3 separate regions of the Homo sapiens genome follow, and regions 2 and 3 are each linked to region 1. The links are chromatin loops, found by intact Hi-C in ENCODE. Cell type or tissue: natural killer cell. All regions are shown on one strand.

The links. Hi-C counts contacts between places; a loop is a spot of excess contacts. Peaks named below come from ENCODE experiments on the same cell type or tissue, not always from the same donor. Only the 100,000 strongest peaks of a DNase experiment are listed, where the experiment ranks them.
Region 2: a loop joins it to region 1, with 6 times the contacts of the local background. A loop is called at or near these places in 7 of 110 quality-filtered maps.
Region 3: it touches region 1 in a loop (10-fold over the local background); 4 of 110 quality-filtered maps call a loop at or near these places.

Annotation. Positions count from the first base shown.
Region 1 is chr1:221,825,260-221,833,259 of GRCh38, forward strand. LINC01655 (long intergenic non-protein coding RNA 1655) reads right to left here. Exons shown (of 4, transcript NR_125989.1): 4 at 2,407-2,497. Among named protein-coding and RNA genes, the nearest start is that of LINC01655, 11 kb to the right of the region's middle. In natural killer cell, no CTCF peak of the experiment used is centred here; DNase peaks (open chromatin) are centred at 1,742 and 4,582; H3K27ac peaks cover 4,580 bases.
Region 2 is chr1:221,773,800-221,781,799 of GRCh38, forward strand. No RefSeq gene overlaps it. Among named protein-coding and RNA genes, the nearest start is that of DUSP10, 36 kb to the left of the region's middle. RefSeq lists enhancers at 3,771-3,860, 3,931-3,980, 4,011-4,060, 5,111-5,160. In natural killer cell, no CTCF peak of the experiment used is centred here; DNase peaks (open chromatin) are centred at 4,182, 4,512 and 4,912; H3K27ac peaks cover 3,224 bases.
Region 3 is chr1:221,958,484-221,966,483 of GRCh38, forward strand. All of the region lies in intron 1 of LINC02257 (long intergenic non-protein coding RNA 2257), which reads right to left. It overlaps LINC02474 (long intergenic non-protein coding RNA 2474), which reads left to right and starts at 7,927. Exons shown (of 3, transcript NR_149071.1): 1 at 7,927-8,000. RefSeq lists an enhancer at 7,001-7,613. In natural killer cell, no CTCF peak of the experiment used is centred here; a DNase peak (open chromatin) is centred at 3,388.

The sequences.
Region 1 (8,000 bases):
ATTTTTGGAATTCAGGGCAGGGTGCCAGCCTCTGGCAGATTTGTTCCCCAGAAATCCAGACCCCAACACTAAACTAAGATACAGAGCTAAAGACTCCCCTGATCTTAACCTCAGATAAGGAGAGAGGTACTGATATGGACAAGAGACAGGGAAATACTGGGTAGAAGAAGGCAGTTCCCTGGCAAAGGCCCCACCCTCAAGCCTGGAAACCCATGGCCCTAAATAGAAACAGGCATTTCTCTTTTTGCACCCAAATGTTGCCTTCTGGCCCACCATGCCCCACTATCTCATACCCATATAAACCCCAAATCCCATGCTCCACAAGTAGATGAGCAGAGGCAGAAAAGTGGGCCTGGCAGAGAAGGAGAGAAAAGAAGGAATATCTGAACATCAAGAGGAGTTCATCTGGGGATGGTTGGAGAGGAGACTGGCTGCAGGACAGCCAAACTCCAGGTGAAGATCATTCTTCCTACTTCATCCCCTCTTCAGCTCCCCATCCCTCCAGCTGAGAGCCATCTCCATCTGACAACAAAGTCCCCTGCATTTGCCAACCTTCAATTCGTCCATGTGACCTAATTCGTCCTGGATACTGAACAAGGACTCAGGTACCAAGAGGGCACTGAGCTGGTTAACACTTAAGCCATCTGCAGACAGCAGAGCTAAAAGAGCACTGTAACACACCCACCTGGGCTTTGGGAGTTGCAGGCACCCACCCCTAGATGCTACCATGGAGCCTGAGCCCAAAAGTGCTTGTCCTGGCTCTTGCACCTGCCCGTCTGCATGCTCCCACTCCTATAAGGGAGGTAAGGCAGCTGAACAGACAAGCCACACCCCTGTTGCATGTTCTGTGAGGGGGGTCAGGGAACTCTCCCATTTCAGGAAAATCAAGAGCAAGACAAGATGGTTGAACCAAGGATGAGATGAGAACCAAGGTCGAAAAGTGCAACTCATGGCTGGGCGCGGTGGCTCATGCCTGTAATCCCAGCACTTTGGGAGGCCGAGGTGGGTGGATCACGAGGTCAAGAGTTCGAGACCAGACTGACCAACATGGTGAAACCCTGTCTCTACTAAAAATACAAAAATTAGCTGAGCATGGTGGTGCACGTCTGTAATCCCAGCTACTCAGGAGGCTGAGGCAGGAGAATCGCTTCAACCTGGGAGGCAGAGGTTGCAGTGAGCCGAGATGGCGCCATTGCACTCAAGCCTGGGTGACAGAGTGAAACTCCATTTTGAAGGAAAGAAAGAAAGAAGAAAGAAAGAGAAAGAAAGAAAAGAAAGAAAGAAAGAAAGAAAGGAAGAAAGAAAGAAAGAAGGAAGGAAGGAAGGAAAAAGGAAAAGAAAGAAAGAGAGAGAGAGAAAGAAAGAGAAAGAAAGAAAGAAGGAAAGAAAGAAAGAAAGAAAGAAAGAAAGAAAGAAAGAAAGAAAGAAAGAAAGAAAGAAAGAAAGAAAGAAAAGAGAGGGAGGGAGGGAGGAAGGAAGAAAGAGAGAAAGAAAGAAGGAAAAGTGCAACACTCTTCAGTGTTTCCCAGGAAGAAGTTTGGGTATAGGAGTTTTGTAATTACAGTGGGAATGTTATTCGACTAGAGAGTTGCAACCCAGGGGTGGGGGCGGAAGCCCACTGAGGACCCCTAGGCCAAATCAAGAGTGAGGGTGACTCAGGTGACACACAGGGAGCCCAGTGGTCAGCTGGTTCAACCTAATCTGGAGAATGACTCAACACCAGGATGCCACTGCTGTTGGGGGAGGAGGAGGAAGTGCTAAACCCGCTTCAATATTTCCTGTCTTAAGCCCACATTGTTCTGGGGATTGAGATCTGAAGTTGAGGGGTTGGGGGTCAGTGAATCTGGCTATAGACATTGTAGATCTGCAGATGGAGGGCATGAAACAGGCTGAAACTGCTGCAATATGTACTCACCCTGAGGGCCTGAGGACCTAGATGATCATCTTAATTTAGATTGCTCCTTGGCCCACACAGACATGATAGTGCCTGCAGACAGTGGCTCTGGCACTGGCACCCATGGTAGCAGTTGGCCTCATTGTGATGGGAAAGCCTCCAGCTCCCTCCAAGATGCAGTTAGGGTTTCTGGTCTCATTCTTGGAAGAGTTTTGTTGGATGAATTAAACTGGAATCATCTTCCTTTCCCAGGAAACTGTTGTCTCTTTTGTCTGCTCTGCCTCTGGGTGAAATCTGTAGTCCTTACTTGCTGCTATTTTCTACCATCCTAATAATAGCTCATTGTTAGGCAGACATGACGCAAATACATTTCTCACTATCTTGGGAGATTTGGGGGGGGGGTCTTACCTTCTTATTTAAGTTCTTTGTTTAATTATTTAATTCTTTTCTTTTCTTTTTTTTTTTTTTTTAGTTTGTTCTCTTTGTTTGCCCTTAGTTGGTAAAGAAGACAAGTTGTTGATGAAGGAAACTGGCAAAATATCAGTACATCTTGAGTTCTTTGGTGATCTGCCTTTTCCAGAATCTTCTGATCTGTCCCTACACCTGCACAAAAAGTGCTTCATGCAATGAAACAGTCCTTACTGGGTGTCATAAGTGAGCTTACTAAATTTGGTGTGTGCCATCAATAACCCCTCACCTTTCCATTTGGGGTAGCATCTACCATCACCTCTTTTTTTTTTTTTTTAACTATCTTGTCTTGCCCTAGAACAGGTAGGAACATCTTATATTCAACAGTTTATCTTCATAGGTGCAGAACAAAGACAGAGATAGAAGTCATCCCTCTGCTCACCTGAGACAAATGCATATTTGACTTGCATTCAGAATCAGGCACATCCACCCCTGACCCTCTGCTGGGAGCATTTTTTATTTAAGATGTTTTTGGTTCATCTCTTGAACCTCCTCTCTACCTCCATTTATCCCTGAGTCCCACTCATACCCCTCTTCTTTATTACTCCCTAGAAAGGAAGTAGAAAGGCAAAAGACTTTTGTCACTGAGTCACTGAAAGAAAGAAACTTGATAATCTGGGAATTGAGGGAAGCCAAGGAAACACATCCTCAACCCTTAAGGTGAAGCTCCCAGTAGTCACCATTCCAAGAATGTGGGACCTCAAACTCAAGCACCTTTCTTGAGATAGAGTTAATAATGAAATCTGTGATTGGGAATGCATGTGTTTCTTTGTCTATCTCAACATTTTTTCAAGACCATTTTTGTAGCCATCCACAGCTGTTTTGCAGGTACAAAGAAAGGGGTCCTACTTCCCAGGCTATGGCTGTGAAAAGAAGATAAAATTTCAGGACCCCAAACTCACTATGCCAAAGGGGAAAAAAAAAGCTTGAGTCACCCAAAACTGCCTTTCATTTTGTTCCTAAATAGATAGCTACAAAGGTAGAAGGTTACAGGCCTCCCCAGGGGCCCTCCCTCACAATTCACTCACAAGAAAATTCTCTGTGCACCCCAAGATCTTTACCCTAAAACAGAGTTCTGTTGAATTTCACCCTGATAATGTAAATCAACAGCTTATCTTCATAGGTACAGAACAAAGACAGGATTAGAAGTCATCCCTCTGCTCACCTGAGACAAATACATATTTGAATGCTTCCTTTACTCTATGTTTACTTTATTTTACCTAAAAATGCAGATTCATTGAGCTGGAGCCAATGCATAGTTGACTATTCCTCTGTCCCCTCTTTTCACATTTAAAATGTGGATTCAGTGAACACGGATCTAGCTTCAAAAGAATGCCATTGCTTGCCTCTTTTATGTATTCTTCCCTTTTTATTTTTTCTTTCCTCTTTCCCCAACTGCTTACTCTTTCCCCTTTAAACGTTGAAGACCCCAAACCCTCTTTGGAAAAAGCACAAATCACAGGTGTTCCTTTTTCCTGGGTGCGTCCTCAACCTTGGCAGAATAAATCTCTAGATTGATTGAGTCACCTCAGCCATTTTCTTTGGTTTCACATGGCCAAAGCCTACCTTCCCTCTGTGGCCTTCCTTTGGTCATTAAGGATATTCTTTCTGCCATCAGGTAGGCAGGTGGTGCTACCTCAACCAGTGCCCATCTTCACATGGGCACCTCTGCACCTTACTCTGAGATGTGGTTGCCACTAAGCAAATAGGTATCCATTTGACTTTCAACTCTTTTTTTTAAATTAACATTGGCATTTTTAATTTGCTTTTTTCATTGACAAATAAAAAACAATATACATGTATGGGGTACAACATATATACATTATAGAACGGGGAAATGAAGCTAATTAACATACATTTTACCTCACACACATCATTTCCTGTGGCAAAAACACTTAAAACCTACTCAGTAATTTTCAAGTACACAATACATTGTGGTTAGCCACCATGTTGTACAATAGATCTCTTAAACTTATTCCTCCTATCTGGAATTCAGTATCCTTTAAACAATAGCTCCCTAATTCTCCCTAATTTTCAACCTCCTTTGTTCACAATGTCTTCAATTCTTCCTCCCAACCAGAAGGCTCTCCCCTCTCCATCCCTACAATCCAAATTCTCTGTATGATTCAGGGTTCAAAAGAGGTTCCAATCGTGCCGTGAGACTCCTCCCCCCACTCTGGTTCTTGCTGGTAGCTGTTTTAATTCTGTTCTCTAGCACTTGTTACAGTGATTCATATCCTGGATACGCATGTGAATCGCCTGTGGACTGTTTAAAAATGTAGACTCTGACTAGACAGACCTAATCAGAATCTCTGTGTGTGAACTGCAGGCATCTGTAGTTTTTACAAAGCTTCTAATGCACAGTGAGGGTATGAGAAAAACAGATAATATGTAAATGACTAATTTTAGTGTTTAACCATACCATGCCTGTTGCTACTTACCTGTCTTTTGAATATGTGCTTTTAACTTCTAGAAGACAGAAACCATATATTACTTTTTTTTTTTTGGTACACTACCCTTTCTTCCTACACCTAACCCACTCTTAGATCCAGGGCTGAGATGTTTCAATGAATATTTTGATATACATTTCTGCACATAGTAAAATCACCGAAGGGTTCAACAAACATTTTTGAATTATTTCACTGTGCCAGGCACTGGATCTAGGAAGATGAAAGCAACATGAGTCCTTTTAGACTAGAATCCATAGCTAACAGGTAAATGTTGTTGAGACTGTCATTTGGTTGTTGGGACACATATGGGGTCAAGAAAGCTTTGCTATGATTAAAATAATTGACTTTTGAAAGAGAATAGTGGAGGATGGAAGGAGCCTCTGGGTTTGCAAAGGATGAAGGTTTCAGAGTATTTTGAGGAGGTTCTACTATTTGTGCCATCATACATTCCACACCTTCCTATGCTGTGCAACAAGCAGGGAGAGGTTGTAAACCGAATACCTGCACATCTCCCTCCAAATGGCCACTCACTGGAAAAATAATCTATGGCTTTCCTGCTAAAGGAACATAGCGGGTGCATGAGGCTTATAAGAGAGAGCACATGCTATGGCATAAACATGGGCTGCATTCAGGTGTCCGTGGATGGTGTGTGTGCAAGTTCAGCTCTGCAGCTTTCTGCAGGCTGCTGGTATCTCCTTGTCCCATCCCTCAGCTCCTAGGGCTGCCCAGGCAATATTGGGAAAATCATGTGGGGCTTCTCTTAGGTGTCCCACTCTGTCCTTCCCATATCCATCTCCCCTGGAGTATTTTCTCCTTTTATTGCCAGATATCCCCAAAATCTCTCTTCTGTTTAGCAAAAACTTTGTTGTGTGTGTGTGAGTTGGAGTCTTGTTCTGTCACTCAGGCTGCAGTGCAGTTTTGCAATTATAACTCACTGCAGCCTCAAGCTCTTGGGCTCAAGGGATCCTCCCATCTCAGCCTCCCTAGTAGCTAGGACTATGGGCACCCACCACCACGCCCAGCTACTTTTTAAACATTTTTAGAGATGAGGTCTCACTATGTTGCCCAGGCTGGTCCCAAACTCCTAGCCTTGGCTTCCCAAAATGCTGTTATTAGAGGCATGAGCCACCGTGCCCAGCCCTAAAATCAATTCTTGAGAATGGACAGTATAACTAAATTTACAGAAAGGTGTACTTCACGGATAAAGCACTTGGATCTTACCCAATAAATAAGAAAAGTAACATTTATTGAGTTCCTAATGTGTGCCAGGGTCTACTATGTTGACGCATTATTAGCAAATTAAATAGGGAAGATGATTGGAGGGTTGGGGTCTCCTACACCTCAGCACCTGTGACACATAGATGATGGCTTCCTCTTCTTCCTCCTAAGATGAGCCTTGCCTGCTGCTTCGTGAAGGACTACACACTTAGTCTTGATTTCAGATCCCCTTCTGGGCAGATCTCAGAACCTCTCTGTGTTTGCTTTTTTCCTACGAGCAACTAGTTCCTTTTGTTCCCAACTCCTTTTCCAAGAGGCACAAAGTTACTTTCTAAACTAGGCCACTGGTTTAAATAGTAACCCCTAGGAAAGAAGAGTTTCCAATGAGTGCTGCCATCTTGACAAACGGCCTTGATTCCAATGCATCCTTCTACCTATGATCTGCATACATGCAATATCAATCTTAATTTACATGTGATTTCAATCTGTATGCAATATTACTTTGTATATGTAACATCACCCTTTTACATGCAATGTGGCAGCAATCCATTTACTCTAAGGGATCATAATGGTTCCTACCTGATAGTGTTGTAGTGAAGATTTAGTGAAATAATACAGGTAATGAACCTACAACAGGGCCCAGCATAGAGCAAGCACTCCACAAAGGTCCTCACTGTTGTCATCACTTTCCCTTCTGAACAGACTGTTGATAGTGTGATGTTCCTCAGACTACCTTCATTAGCTCCAACCTGCCCAATATCCTCCATCCCTCCCTCTACCCACAGACTCTCCCTTCTTCCTCTTTCCATAGAGTTTCTATCAATGGTAGTGGTGGTGGTAGTAAGAGCAGAAACAGAATTAAGAATAAATGGAAAGGTATTTCATGTTGCCTAGTTAGCCATAACTAATTATAATTGTTTCCTTAGCATCAATAAACATGAAAGACTTCTGGCTGTAAAGGCATGTCAGGCACTGCTCCAGCTGGAGTTTCCAGCCCTCTCCTTGCTTCCTGTCACATATAACTGCAGGCTGCCGCTAGACACTGTGGCTTCTTGTTAGACCTGCTTTGTGTGAACTTTGCTGTCATTGGGAATTTAATCATCTTTCTGAGGCAGGGACCACTGCTTTGTTAATCTGAACCAAGTTGTGATGTCAGAAAGGAAAACTACCAAAGTTTGGTCCCAATGTTATGAATAACTACTTAAGGTGCTCTGTCTCTGTCTAAAGAAAGAAAAACACAGTGATCCTAAATGTAAGTAATTCATCATGACATAAAGAGAATTAAAGGAAAATTAACTTTGTAGCATAAAACAGCAGTGACATATAAACCTACAAAACGAGTAGAAAAGATACTCAGGTTAAAATTATGGGTTTAGAGGAGGTCCATGGAGTGAACTTAAAATAAATGTATAGTTACAGAAAGGGTTGAGAATCTCTCAGGCACTTTAGCCTCTGGCTGTCCTAGACTATGGGATGCTGTTTATGTTCTATGCTAGGACAAAACCAAACAGGCCCACTGGAAGCAAGCCAGGTCACTGGTGATATTCCTAGGCCTGGCTGCAGGAACCTTTGGCGGATACATGCCCTTCCTTTGTTTGGAGAAAAATGTTATCCTCTCTTACCCTCTGCTCTTGACTAAACAGATTCTATACCATCATCCCCTTAGGAAAAATGGGCAGGATCCAATCCCAGTTTTCTGTCTGTGTAATGCAGGCATTAGGAGCCACTGGGCAGCACAGCCTAGCGTTCTCATTTTCTTTTTAATATAATAGCTTTTTTGCAAAGAACGTAAAAGCAGTTGTGCAGCTACATTTGGCTTTAGCAAAAGGAGAAATCTGTGAAAATTTAAAAATCAACACAGAACAAGGGGGACTTTATTTGATTTTTAAAGGATTGTTGTCAAGGTACCTTGTATCTGGGTGGGAAGAAAGAGACTATCAGGTTTAGGCTGAGAGTTACATTTGACTCTG
Region 2 (8,000 bases), 51 kb before region 1:
AGTTTCCCAGCTTGTGGAAAATAAGGGCTTAGACTCAAAAACCCAGGGAAGAAAAAGAATGAACTATAAGCTTTTTTCTTCATACGGGAGACAGATACAGTGCCCCAATATAAATCATGCCTGCTTATGGGGCAGGCATTTCTATAACGGAATTTCAAAATGTAGTCAATAACTTTATTTTACAGCTGAAGACACTGAGTCCCAGATAATTCACTGAGGACTTGGACTTAAGTTTCCTTCTGGTCACAATCACAATGCATTGTCTTTAGGAAGACCCCACATCCGCTTGGATCATCAAGCAGGGCCCTGAAACAGCACAGCAGCCATGGCTAGTTGATAGGTGGGGTTTGCCAGACCTGAGGGCAGGAGAGGGACAGCCGAGACCTGAAGTACATGGGCTAGGAAAAACAGTCATTACCTCTTATATATGTAGAGTGCTGGACAGTTCATGAAACTGTCTCCATACATTAGCTCATTTCCTGCTCATGTCATCCTTTGAAGAAATTAGTATAATCATCTTTATATCGCAGATGAAAAAATAAGCCCCAGCAGGTTTAAAAAGCAATGATCATCGTATATCTAAACTTGAGCACAACAGGAATTTGAACCTGAATTTTTTTGTACCATATCCAGAATTCTTCTGAGGTTCCGAACTCAGTTGTCTTGTGTTCAAAGCCTATAGGCCCTGTTACTGCAGGTACGAGCCTGAGAACAATGAAGGGGCGCTTTCCGGAACTGCTGTGTGAGCTTAATGCTATCTCTGCCATTTCCTTGTACTCCTTTAGCAAATCCTGTGTAAATAGAAGTTTTATTTGAACAAAGGAGAGTGTCCAGGATTCTTCAGCTTTGCCTTCAGCTTTGCAGCTGGAGAAAGTAAAATCTATGGAGATAAAATTTAAGCCAATCAAACAGCAAGAACAAGCAAAAAGCTCTCTCCTTCTCCCTTTTATTTCTTGCTTTTCTTGGTGAGCTTGTTTCTCTCCCTGACTAGGAATAAAGGCCTCTCTTTGGGCACAGACAGCATCTTATTCATCTTTACATATCTCTTCCTGAGATACAGGCATAGTGTTCTTTATGTTACAGATACACACCACATGCTTATTAAACAAAAATTAAGTTGTGTACATAACTCTTATCACAATCCACTGATGCTATAAAACTAAGTTAAGTTCACCATCCAGGCTGGGCGTGGTGGCTCACACCTGTAATCTCAGAACTTTGGGAGGCCAAGGTGGGAGGATTGCTTGAGGTCAGGAGTTCAAGACCAGCCTGGGCAACATAGTGAGACCCCCATCTCTACCATAAAATAAAATAAAATAAAATAAAATAAAATAAAATAAAACGAAATAAAAATAAAAACTTCATCATCTCTTGGCTTTTATCTCCTTCTAAGGAGGTCCTCTGAACCTGCCCACTCCTCAAAATGACAACATGTTTGGTGTTTGGAACACAGAAATTAATCTTGTGCTTTTAAAATGTATAGTTAATGATTAAGGAAGCTCAGACTTAGCACAACTCAGGGTTTTCCCTATGATGCAAACCAAAAACGGCCAATTCAGTCAGTTCAAAGAAAAAATACTCCACCAAGTTGTTAGGTGCTTTCCATAAACATTACTGTGTACCAAAGGATTTCACCAAGTTGGTAATCGTGTTTAACAATCTTCCATTATAAATGCACCTAATAATTGGATAGAGAGTGGGAAAAAGACATTCGATTGACTATGTTTTGAAAATCTTGATATTTGATTGAATTGTATTGGTGGCATTGAGGAGTCAAAGGCTGCATCTTCTGGGTCTGTGGTCGACACCTTGGCTTCCCAAAATGAGGACGGCAGCTACACTGACATTGCTTGGGAGCTTCTTAGAATGCAGAATCTCAGTCTGTGTCCCAGACCCAAAGGTTAAGAATCTGCATTTTAGCAAGATCTCCAGGGGATCAGAATGTACACTGACATTTGAGAAGCACACAACTTAACCTCTAGCGCTTTGTATTTGGAAATATAGAGGCACCAGATTTCACCCCACAAATTTGAGCAGGCAGAGTTGGAGGAATGTCTCCCTGTAAAACAAAGTTAGAGGAGACAGTTTTGGGCACTGCCTAGCTTTGGAGCCCTGGGGAAAGCCATGGCCAAAGAAGATTATGAAAGCCACAGCCGAGAGTCAGTCTTTAAAAAAAAATAACAGCTTTCTTGAGATATAGTTTACATATATGATTCACTCTTTTATATTATACAACCCAGTGAGATTTTGTATATTCACAGAGTTGTGCCACCATCAAAAATTTTAAAACATTATTATCACCCCTAAAAGAAATCCGTACCCATTAGCCATCAGTTTCCAATACCCTCATCAACTCCCCACGCTGGGCAACCACTAATCTACTTTGCATCTATATACATTTGCCTAATCTGGCTTTTCGTCTAAACGGAATAATACATAATGTGGGCTTTTGTGACTGGCTTCTTTCACTTAAAATAATGTTTTCAGGGTTTTGCCATGTTGCAGCATGTGTCAGCTCTTCATACCTTTTGACAGCCCGATAATATTCCATTGCACGGATTATACATTTTGCTTATCCACTCGTCTATTGATGGACATCTGGATTGTTTCCAGTGTTTAACCATCATGAATAAAGATGCTATGCACATTGGTTTACAAATTTTAGGTGTGAACATAAATTTTTACTGGAGAAAGTTTTTTTTTTTTTCTTAAGTGAAAGCAAGTTTGTTAAGAAAGTAAAGGAATAAACAATGGCTACTCCATAGGCAGAGTAGCCCTGAGGGCTTCTGGTTGCCCGTTTTTATGGTTGTTTCCTGATTATAGGCTAAACAAGGAATGGATTATTCACAAGTCTTCCAGGAAAGAGGTGGACAATTCCCAGAACTGAGGGTTCCTCCCCATTTTAGATCATACAGGGTAACTTCCTGATGTTGCCATGGCATCTGTAATTTGTCATGGCGCTAGTGGGTGTGTAGCAGTGAGAACAACCTGAGACAGTTTTGACCCTTAAACAAAGTGGGTGATATGGCTGTCAGCAAGAGAAAGGCAGGTAGGCAGGACTTCTGGGAGGAACAGCCACCTGCTCAGGAAGAAACCCTTCCACCCCAGCTCTTCCACTACCTGTGCAACCACCAGCAAATCACGAGATATCTCAGATCCACGTCTGCAAAACGGACATAAATCTTAGCCACATTGACCTCACACTTCCTTTTTTTTTGTGTTTCATATGGGATAATTAGCATAAAGCTGTTTTCAAAGGAAAAATACTACACAAAGACCCAACAGGATAGTTGTTCTTATCACATCACTGTCATTTTGGCAATTCTTGAAATTGCCAGTACCTAGTGAGCTAATGACCTTCTCACTCAGAACCAGGGAAGGAGAATCACACTCAGGCCTTTCTCTCTGGTGCCTGAAAAGATTTTCAGTACAGTAGAGATGTGATCTCATTGTGACTCTCAGAAGCTGTGCTTAGGCTTTCAGTCAATAGGCAACCTCTTTGGGGATAAAAGAACCATCTTATTCACAATGGCTTGCTGTACAAAAAAAATTAGAATAAAAGAATTATTTAATTCGTTGATTTATTCACTACTTTTTAGCATTTATGATGTGCTCAGCAGTGAGTTGTGTGCTTATAGAGGGTGGTGGAATGAGCGGCGGTAATATAAGAAAGTACTTGAAATTTGATGCTGCTTTTAGGGGAAGCCAATGTGGCCACTTCTGCTTTCTTATTGACTATTGGAAATGTAGTACAGTACTAGTAATTGTACTCTGGAATGGGCCAGTGGAAGCCAATTCGGAAAAAGCGGTCCAAGGAAGACTATAATGCTTGGAAGGAGAAGGGGAAAATGACAGAGGAAAAGAAGAGAAAAGATGGAGAGAGAGAAAGAGAAGAGAGAAAAAAGAAATTATAACTTCTTCCACCTTTAAGGAAGTGATGAGCCCACATATAGCCCAGGTGATTTTGAGCTAAATATAAAGCTTGTGAATTCCCCCCAGTGCCCAATTTGGCCCCTAGAGGTGGAGACAAGTTCAGTGGCCACAAAACCAGAGACTCTAAGTTCATAGAAGGGAGGAGAGAATGGTAGATGTGTGGGAGCAGGGAATTTACCTGCTTCCTGTTTCGGCCCCTTTTGCTAAAGTGAAATGCTGTGGTTTTGCTGGTTATACTTGTTAATACAATTCCCTCCCCTTGCAGGATATGTGTGTGGTAACGGCACCATCTGGGTTAGCGAAATAGATACTCCGAGGTATAACACACTAAACACAGCAGGATGTTTATAAAATTCTTAATCTGGGCCCTTTGGACCACCAAGAATAGACATAGAGATTATACAAGCAAATTACTAAATCAGGCTGAAACCAGACATATAAGCATTTTCATAAATACTTAAAAATTTACCTATACCACGAGAGGCCAACTCTCAGACCATTCTCTGAGAAATACTAGACCACCCTGAGATGCTGGTACCTTAAGCACACATTGTCTCTTCTTGTTATGTGGTCATCACCACCAGGATATCCGCCCCTCTCCTGCCCTGAACATCTAGAGCAATTTGGCTGGGCACAGTGTTCTTTCCAGAACATTTGATTGCTATACTTACATAAGGAGAAAACTCTATTTTCATTTGAAGACTTCAGACCTCCTTCACAAAGTGATACTGCAGTGAGGAAAAAATGCAAACTGAGGAGCCACGAAAGCTTGCAGCTGAAACAGTGGGGTCTTAGACAAATGATTTTGCCTCCTCATCTGTACCACAATAATAAGAAAGTTCATCCGACAGAAGTATTTGAAAAAAGCATCTGCTTTCATGTCTGGCACATAGTAGGCATTCCAAGAAGGCTAGTAGCTCTTACCCACGCCCCTTTTGAGGTGATTTTCGCTTACAACCAAGCCAGAAGGAAGTCATAAAGCTCACGGGCCTTACATAGAGAGGAAGCATCAGAGAGTTCTCACTCACAGCCCTCACTGCTCAGTGCAGGAGCCGCCCCAGTTGACAGGACTCACTTCCTCTGTCTACACTCCCAAACCTTCTGTGCCCAGCAGTGTGTGCACATCTGTCTACACTGAGCTCTAACCAGAGTGCCTGGTTGGGGTCATGACCTGGCTCATTCAGCAGCATGAGCTGGAAAGGACTTTGGCTAATAGGACACCTGGTATCCAATAAATTCCCCACCCTGTATTTGTGACTGCTAAAAAGCCGAGTACAGATGATAGGCAATTCATTTTGATGGTAAAGAGTGGCCCGTTCAGGGGAGAAAAAGGGAGTCCCCTAAAGAGACCCTGGGTGCTCAATGCCAGGAGCAGAGTGAGCTTGTGTACGGGATGTGTGCTAAGGATGTGTATAGCATGGTGAGTTACATTTTTAAAAAATCACAAAAAATGTACAGGTCTAGGGCTGAAAGTTCTTAGAGCTGCCTCACAAGAGTTGAGGTCCTTTCCCATTGTTTGCAATCTCAGATTGGTTCTTCTTCCCAGGGGCACATGGCACATAGCACTTTGGTGATGGGGACTGCTTTGCTGATGTCAGGGTCAAGGGGTGCATGGACCATGGGCAGAGTGCTGGGCTCAGCCAAATGGTTCTGGGTAGGTCTTGCCTCTTGTAGCTTCAGTTTTCTCTTTTGTCTGGTGAAGTTATTACGAAAACTCATCTCTAGCCTTGGCTTATGGGATAATATTCTTGATAGGACTTTGAAAATTTGAGATTTTGATAGAAGTGTAAGGGAGCAATTTTTTAGATTGGTTCTATGTGCCAAGGGGGAGAGGGCAAACAAAGGCACATTGGGGTGCTGGTTATGAGTTTGCTTGCACACTCGCAGTGTTCTCTTCCCTGGTCTGGGGCATTGTGTCTGTTCACACAGTTGAAAACCAATGGTGGCCGTGGGCAGCCCTGGACCTCCTAAGGACACAAGGCGAAACCAACCACCTAGCCACAAAACAGACGCAACCAGAGCCTAGCTAGCTCTCCAGCCTCTGGGCTCTCCCTGCATGGACGGCCACTCTACCTACCTCTAAGACCTATCTGGGCTTGGAAAAGGAAGCTCCTGAGCAGCCTCAGCCCTGATGGTGAACTCAGCATCAAGCCACAGCTTCTATCAGTCAGCCTGGAGAAAGCAGGCCCAGAGATGCACATTAGGATCCTGCCTGGCTCACAAATTCCTCTGCAGTGAAGTGACAGGAGTCAAGCTAGTATTGCAGCCTGAGTCATGTCACCTCCCTTGCAGGTTTCCTTAAGGTCATGAGTCTCCTGTGCATGGATTCATAATCCATGATCCAGTTTGAGTAAGTTGGCCCATGGTTTAGGCTTTGGTCCCCAAGCTTCTGTTTTGATATCTGTCTGCTATTCCCTGTCCTTCCCCTGCAACAATCCCATCCTCAAATCCAGTTTTCCTGCATTTCCAAATAGCACCTTCTCCGCTATGGTAGACAGCTTCAAGGTAGTCCCCACTCATCCTCACCTTGAAGCCATACCCTTGAGCAGTTTGCTCTCACATTCACTCGGGGTGACCTGTGTGACCACAGTAGCATGCAGCTGACGTGACAATGTACAACCTCTGAGGTGAGGTCATGGGAGATGTCGCGGCTTCTGTCTTGTGCCCTTGGACCCATCCCCCTGGGGAAACCAGCCACCTTGCCATCAGCCCCAGCAGCCTTGTGGGAGGTTCCCTGGGGAGGAACCAGAGCTGTCCACGAAGGGTCAGGAGCCACCTTGGAAGCAGATCCCAGGGTCCAGGCAAGCCTTCATAAGACTGTATCTGGCCGACATTTGATTGTGACCTCATGTGAGACTTTGGGCCAGAACCACCAACAAAGCTGCTCCTGAATTCCCAATTCACAGAAACCGTTAGAGAATAATTATTTTAAGTTACAAAATTTAGGGGCTACTTGTCAAACAGATAACAGAACCAGAGAATAGATAACCAATACACCTGCTTCTCTAGTTTCCTTAAGGCAGTGCTCCACCTACCCATTGAACACCCCATTATACTCAGGGAAGATGACCCCCAAACCCTATCACCTCTCACCCGATCATGTGCTAGTGATTACTGTGCTAGTACTTGCTAATTCTATTCCATTCCTATTACTCCGTCTTGCTGTGAGTACAAAAGCCAGGCTTTTCTATGAGTTCTGAAATAACAGTGTAATGAGGCAAATTCAAACTAGCACTAAGAAGATACTCAGAAGGGTAAAGTTCCCAGGACACAGACAACCCTATAGACTAGGCTTGCTCTAAGTGTTAATCCCTTTGCAGATACATTCTGTAGGTAAGAAGGCAAATGCCTTTTCCAAAAGGGCCTGTGTCCATTTCACAGATGAGGAAACTGGGACTTATGCAGAGCCTTGCTAGGCTTGGTGTATGTGAGGGCTCAGCACACTGGTTGACCAGCCTGCTGTGGGGTCTCTGTCTTACCCATGAGTCATGCTTTCTGCTTCCAGGGATGCAGTCTGGTATTGAGCCACTTATGGCCTTTTTCCCTCAATACACTTGACCCAGTTCACTTTGGGGAAACTGAAGTGAAACTGCATGATATCATCTGGCCGTTGCCCAACTGCAAACTGCCCTGTCCCTCCAGGTTGCACAGTTGCAGAGGGATTGTCACCTGATGCAGCTGGACCCTCTGGGAAAGGAGGAGAAGCCGGGGGTAAAGGCGAGCAAGGCAGAGGCATTGAAACCAGAGCCAAGCACCAGTGCGTGCAGCCCTGATACAGGCCCCACCATTAGCTGACAAATTGGAATAAATAAATATGATAAATCATCTCCCCAGCCATCTTGTGAAAGGGCTTCCGAAATGCAGTGTCATTATCGGTTCCCTTACTGGTGTTCTTACAGATACATTTTAAAATGTCAACCTGAAATGGAAGCTCCAAGCCTCAAACGTTACAGAAAAATGGATTTTGTAACAAGACACTTTCTCATTTGGGCTCCTTCTCTCTGCCTCCTGCAAAAATGCTCTCTTGAGCTGACTGAAATCTGTAGTTAAATAATAGTAAGGCAAGA
Region 3 (8,000 bases), 130 kb after region 1:
TGCCTACCCAAGTCCTATAAAGCTGTCCCTCTGGTATCTCCCTTTGCTGACTCTCTTTTCAGACTCAGCCCATTTACACTCAAGTGGATAAACAGCCTTGTTGCTCACACAAAGCGTGTTTTAGGTGGTCTTCTATACAGACATGTGTGACATTTACTATCAGGCTCAAATATAATTTGTCATTTTATAAATTTAAGGAACCAAAAATAAACTTCTGTTAACAATTAACGTTTCAGTATTTAACCTTATTTTGGAAATGACTCAGACATTTAATGAATATTTACTACTTAATTCAATATAACATACATTTAAGATTTCATTTATCCACAAAAGGGATTCTTAAGACGATTTTTAAAGGGAGAAGTTTTATAAAACATGACCTTTTTTTTTTTTAATCTGAGATGGGGTCTTGCTATGTTACCCAGGCTGGAGTTCAATGGGGTGATCACAGCTCACTGCAGCCTCAAACTCCCAGGCCTAAGTGATCTCCCATCTCAGCCTCTCAAGTAACTAGGACCACAGATGTTCACCACCATGCCCAAATAATTTTTAATTTTTTTGTAGAGAATGGTCTCACTATGTTGCCCAGGCTGGTCTCAAACTCCTGGGCTCAAGCAATCTTCCTGCTATGGTCTCCCAAAGTGCAATCACACCCCGCCCATAATCATTGAAAAAGCTTATATGTAAACTTTTACCTCATTCACATTCATCTAATTTACTCATCTTTAAAACTTATGTTTGAACTGTTTATAAAAATTGTAGGAGACATTGAAGAAAACTAGCCATCATCTCAAGTTATTTCCCTTTTAACTATTTTTACAGTGTGCAAATGTTAGGCAGTAGCCACCTAAGCAAGTACCCTAAAGTTAAATACATGGCTATTTTATTGATCAGAAGACACAGCTGTTTTTGTTAAAGCAAAAATATTAAACTAGTCAGATTTACCCAAGTCACATGCACTAAAAGGCATCTGAGTTAATTTCTACTTTTCTGATAAAATATTTTAAAGTGCTTACTTTTTCCTTTAAGCTATTAATTACAGCTCGTTAATATATTTTCAGAGAGAAATATCACATACACATAACCCATATGAACATATAGACACACAGACAGAAGCAGGTCTTATAGCTTTTATAAGATTATTTATTTCTCAATGTTAAAATAGTTTCTCTCTCCATTTTATACCATAAATCTCCCAATCATCTGTTTCATTGCCCTAAATAATAATTAGGCAACCCTAAATTTGCACTTTCGAAGACACGACTCTTAGGTAAAACAAAGTAGAAAATTTATATCTCAAAGGCACAGAACTTAGATCTCAACACCATTACTTCCCCAGACAAAGAACAGCATAGATATAGGTCCAGTTGAGACAAAATGGCCAGGAAAAGCACCTTAAAGGTAAGGTTTATTATGTAAACTTTATACCCATGTCTTCACCATTGTAAAGTTTTTAGGGGTTTAGGTGAATAGAGGGACAGGCCCTTACAAATGGAGGTTTTCATTATAGAGATAAATATCTTTTACAAAAAGTTTCAAAATAGCCAGTCAAATGTCAAAAGTTGAATTTTTTGGACCATATAGTTGATAGGTAGTCTTTTGAATTTATCTTACTTGTTAGTTAGATTACTGACTTCAGGATGAAGCCCTGTAACTAACATGGCAAAAAGGCATTTTCTATGCCTGGATTCAAGAATAGAACTTGATTTCATATTCCCTACAATATAAATTTTCTTCTTTATCCAAAGGAGTGGTTGTCCTATAATAGTGGGGTTGAAAATGGAAATAGTGGCTCTGGTGTCTACCTAGATTGGATAACAACCGGTAGAAGGTTAGAGCAGCTCCCTCTAAGGCCCATCAATCCTGATAGTTAACATGGAAATTATCAGGGAGTGAAAAGGCTGTTTTTAGGGACTTTCCTTGAAATTTTGGGAGTAGCCTCTTTTCCAATGTCCTGGTTGTTTGCACCAATAGCAACTGCTGTTTTAGGGGTTGCTTGTTGAAGAAGTGCTCTGGGGTAGACCCAAAGGCCATTCTAGGTTGTTGGTTGGCGTGGAGCTGAAACACATTGGAAATGGCTTTCAAATGCTCAATTGTGATTTTTCAGGTTTTGTTAGGCCTATACATGGACCAGGTAGGAGCTTGTCCAGTAATACCATTCTGCCTCTTTTATCCATTTCTGGGCTTCACCAGTTTTCACTAGTATGTGAATTAATTGGTAAAGATCAAATATCTTGAGGTCATAAATTTCAATTAAGACCTTGAATTCTTCAGAAACCTTTTGAAGGCCTTCCCTAGATTTAGCAAAATTTTTAACTATGGCGCTGAGTTCTATTATCACCTAGGGAGTGTAAGTCACTCTGGGATTATTTCCTGAATTTTTGAGTGGCTTTAAGCAAACTGTTTAATTGTGGTTTTATTTTGTTTTGTTTTGTTTTGTTTTCAGAGGAGAAAGCCAAGTCAGACTGAGAGTTAGTAGACTAAATACTCAGGCAAAGTGGGATAGAGAGGAGCAGTAGGAATTCTGTCAGTTTTACTGTTCTTGATGTGGATGATATCTTGCATTTTTAGCTTTTTTGTATGTGTGTGATGGCGTCTCGCTCTGTCGCCCAGGCCAGAGTGAAGGGGTGCGATCTTGGCTCACTGCAACCTCTGCCTCCCGAGTTCAAGTGATTCTCCTGCCTCAGCCTCCTGAGTAGCAGGGACTACAGGCGCATGTCACTATGCCCAGCTAATTTTTGTATTTTTAGTAGAGACAGGGTTTCACCATATTGGCCAGGCTTGTCTCAAACTCCTGACCTCGTGATCCGCCCACCTCGGCCTCCCAAAGTGCTGGGATTACAGGCATGAGCCACTGCACCCAGCCTTTTTAGCTTTTTATTAGTTCTTCACAATTAATTTAAAAAAAGTTAGAATTCTGTCTCTTTGAGGCTTCTGAATGCTATTAATAATTAGAATGACATTCTCTCTGCTAAATTTGAGAGACTTGAGATTTAAGTATGCTTGTCAAATGAACAGCCTTATTCATCTGGAATGTTCCATATAATGGCCCTGTAATTCTGAATTATCTTTAGTAAGATTTTGCCACTTTTGTAAATATTTGCAGCTTCCAAGGTCATAGCTCCTAGACATGAAAAAGGCAAGTACACCAGAAGGCGAAGTACTCAGATATTTATAAATTAAGGATCCCATTTTTATGTATGATCTTGGGTCTCTTAGAGCTGACATGGCTTTAGCTATAAGACCTCAGCATATAAGAAGAGAAAAAAATAAAGAGCCCCCCTTCAGTAATAACTACTTATTGTAACTGCCATCAGTTACCTTAAAAACTGCAGCTTTTTTGCCAGTGACTCATCAGTCACCACAAACCGAAAGGTCATGTGCCCTGCCACAGCACAAAGCAACCCTTGGTAACACACAGTCAAGTGCTCTTTCACTATATAAACTAACCCTTTGTACCCCAAAGGCCAAAGATATTAGGGAGCTCAAATGCAAAAGACAACAGAGCTCCAACCTGAGAGGAACTTACTTATGACTCCTGGAGCTCCATGAGAAAGACAGAGGAACCCCTTCACCCCCGCCCCTCCAAAAGGGACTACAGCATTTTTCCTATGTTTCTCAGAAGGTCTCAGGGTTTTCAGCAGTCTCCTTCAGTTTCCTTTGTGGTCACCAGATTTGCCAAAGGACAAAATTACACGTTTAGTTTGAAGATCTCGACTAGCTTTATTGCAATTCTAGGATTGGGCAATGTCTCATTCCATAAAATAGAATAAGTGTCCCAAAGAGTTGAGCAGAGGGGATTCATTTTATAGACAGAGGGGGTTGAAGAAACCAGAAGCAAAGAACAAAATGTGGACTCGTCCTTTGAAAGTTACCTCCCTTACAAGGTGAGAACAAGGAAACAGAACAATAGAGAAATAACAGATTTGTTAGCATCAGGTTACGTCGGGTTACTTTTGTTGTAAGGATTAAAACAGAGGGAACTTCGTTATCCTGCTCATTAAAGACGGAAACTGGTCTGCTTGGAACATTGGCTGTTACTGCTCTGTCCTGATTTTGGGGAAGATGAAATAACAACTTATTTTCAGTTTGGTGATATGGAACTTTGGCATGGGTGACTCCATTTTGATTTTTAGTCTGGTCTGTTGGGGCCTAATACAAAACAATAGCCTTTCATAATTTTTACTTAACATTAGGAAATAAGACACAAAGCTCATATCTTTATCAAATCTAAGGGTCTTTGGTCCATTGACCATTCATGTGCACTCCTTTTGACATTTTTCCCAGGCTGACTGTGAATTTAGCATAGTTCTGATTCTTTACTTGCAATAACAGCAGTTACTCTGTGACAGGCACTCTTCTCAGCGCTTTTCACCCAGTAACTCATTTAATCCATACAAGGTCCTGTAATAAAGGGACTATGGTCTACATCTTAAACGGGCAGTACCTGTGCAAGGTTGGTGAGATCGTTCTCCCAAGCTTGCACAGCAAGAAGGATCAGGATTTGAACTCAGACCCAGGACCCAGATGCTTGACCGATTAAGCCAGAGCAGCCTCAGAGCCCAAGTTCCAGAAAGTGTAGGGGAGAAAACAATAAATTTTCTCTTTCACCTTGATGAGTTTTTTCTGAGCTTCTCTGTAAAAAAGACAAATTAACAAGAGAAAAACAAACAGAATTCTGATAAAATGTGTACCTATGGGAGACAACCCAGAGAAATGAGTAAATCTCTGCAGCAGATCTCAAAGAATTATCCTAGACCTCACCCTTAAGTACTATCCTTCTCTGAAACAAAGAGAGAAGGCTGAGGGGAATGATGCAATTAAGAAATGTTGGCCATGGCTGGGCATGGTGGCTCACACCTGTAATCTCGGCACTTTGAGAGGCTGAGGCAGGCAGATCACAAGGTCAGGAGTTCGAGACCAGTCTGGCCAACATGTTGAAACTCCATCTCTACTAAAAATACAAAAATTAGCCAGGCGTGGTGGTGGTTGCCGGTAATCCCAGCTATTCAGGAGGCTGAGGCAGGAGAATTGCTTGAACCCAGGAGGCAGAGGTTGCAGTGGGCCAAGATCATGCCACTGCATTCTGGCCTGGGTGACAGAGTAAGACTCTGTCTCAAAAAAAAAAAAAAAAAAAAAGAAAAAGAAAAGTTGGCCAGGAAAAGCACCGTTAAAGAAGCATAATATTTGATAACTAGATTTAAGTTGATGCCTTCTCTAGGGAATTAGTTCTTCTTTTCTTTCTGATGCAGAAAGGAGACACCCTTACAATGGAGGTTTTCTTTACAGATGTAAATTTATCTTATGAAATCATAACTGTTTTCAAAACTAATTTGTTTTCAAAGCTTCTCTGTGTTTGCTATTTCCCAAAATAGCTCAAAATAATCCTTAGGCCAAAAAGGCATATTTGGGGTAGTATGTCCTGAGCCCCATCATTAGTCATCTTTATTACCCTGGCCAAAGGTCTCCTTGCTCATGACAGTCAAAGACTAAAGGACAGAGGGAACTTTTTAATAATGAGAGTTTGCTGACATGCACACACGTGTCATCCACTTTCTGATTAAAAAAAACAGAGAATACATTACTGTGGCCCAAACCTGACATTTTAAGCCATTTGAGATACCCAATAGTCTAGAAAGAATGCTCCTGAGAATTAAAATGAAAGAAATGTCTCCAACCAAATTAGAGACTACTAAATGAATCTTATTAAGAAGCCAAGTGGAAACCCTATCTCAGAGAACAAATTAGGACATAGAAATCAAATTGCCGGCCGGGCGCGGTGGCTCACGCCTGTAATCCCAGCACTTTGGGAGGCCGAGGCGGGCGGATCACGAGGTCAGGAGATCGAGACCATCCTGGCTAACACGGTGAAACCCCATCTCTACTAAAAATACAAAAAAAAAATTAGCCGGGCGTGGTAGCGGGCGCCTGTAGTCCCAGCTACTTGGGAGGCTGAGGCAGGAGAATGGCGTGAACCCGGGAGGCGGAGCTTGCAGTGAGCCGAGATCGCGCCACTGCACTCCAGCCTGGGCGACAGAGCGAGACTCCGTCTCAAAAAAAAAAAAAAAAAAAAAAAATCAAATTGCCATCATTAAACCAAAAACAAAATTCTAAGTCCCTCAACCAACTGAATGGACCCCCTTCTCTCAGCCAAGGGCCTTCTAAAACACTAAACCTGAAACACTAGTTCAGGCCATGATGGGAATAGGTGGTCAGGCATGTCACATTACACTTTCCTCCCTGTGGAATTCAGGCACATCTGACCAGTATTTACATTCAAACAGCAACTTTAAGATTGACAAAACAGACTCTTTGTAGCAGTAAGATATCAACATGACAGATGGCAGGCCCTGAAATAAATAGAAGTATTTTACCCCAAAATATATTTCTTTGACATATTTTGAAATGACCCTGCAAAGTTGTTTCTTGTGGGAAAAATCCACATTCTATAGAGAATCCCCTTCCCTTTCCAGGTCTTTTTCCTGATCCAGGAGAGAATTAAGAGTCTGGCACCTTTTTAAGTCTTATAAGAAACATTTACTATTATCTCTGAAGCCTGCTACCTAGAGGTTTCATCTGCATAATAAAAACCTTGGTCTCCTCAACCCCTTATCTTAACTCAGTCACTCCCTTCTATTGATTCCAGGCCTTTTGATAAACTCAACCAATTGCCAATCAGAAAATCTTTGAATCCACCTAAGACCTGGAAGTCCCCCCACACCTTTGATTTGTCCACCTTTCCAGACACAACCCATGTCATCTTAAAAGTAGTGATCGACATCTAATGTATATTAATTAATAAATTAGATCGACATCTAATGTATTGTGTCTCCCTAAAATGTATAAAACCAAGCTGTAGCCTGACTACCTTTGGCACAGGTTCTCAAGATCTCTTACGGCTCTTTCATGGGCCATGGAAACTCATATTTGGCTCAGAATAAAACTCTTGAAATATTTTACAGAGTTTGACTCATTTTGTCAACACCATGATTTGAGCAGGCAGCTCAAAGGGTAAATCCAATGAGGAAATAAGGATAAAATAATGTGTTCTGAGCACCTATTCTTTGTCAGGCTCTTTGCCTGTGTTATCTTTTAAAATCTGCACAACACTGAGAAATAGGCAATATTCCTATTGGGGCACAGAAAACAAAACCCCAACAGTTCAGGAACACAGAGGAAACGTCTTCATATTTTACACAAGTGAAGGAGATATCACAAGCATGAATGCCCTGAAAATGTTCCCCCAGTTTTCTGTTTAGTTCTGTTACTTTCAGGGTAACAATATTATTAATCATCTCTACCACTAATTGAGTGTTAGCCACATGCACCTAGCACTGTGCTAAGCGCTTTATATGCACCATTTCATTGAATGCTTGTAATTACAATGTGAATTATTATTATTATTTATTATTAACCTTATTTTACAATGAGACAACTTATTGTCAGGCCTCTGAGCCCAAGCCAAGCCATCGCATCCCCTGTGACTTGTGCCCAGATGGCCTGAAGTAACTGAAGAATCACAAAAGAAGTGAAAGACCCTGCCCGACCTTAACTGATGACATTCCACCATTGTGATTTGTTCCTGCCCCACCTTAACTGAGTGATTAACGCTGTGAATTTCCTTCTCCTGGCTCAGAAGCTCCCCCACTGAGCAGCTTGTGCCCCCACTCCCCCGCCCCTGCCCACCAGAGAACAAACCCCCTTTGACTGTAATTTTCCATTACCTTCCCAAATCCTATAAAACGGCCCCACCCCTATCTCCCTTCATTGACTCTCTTTTCGGACTCAGCCCACCTGCACCCAGGTGAAATAAACAGCCATGTTGCTCACACAAAGCCTGTTTGGTGGTCTCTTCACACAGATGTGCATGAAATTTGGTGTGGTGACTCGGATCGGGGGACCTGCCTCAGGAAATCAATCCCCTGTCCTCCTGCTCTTTGCTCCGTGAGAAAGATCCACCTACGACCTCAGGTCCTCAGACCGACTAGCCCAAGAAACAT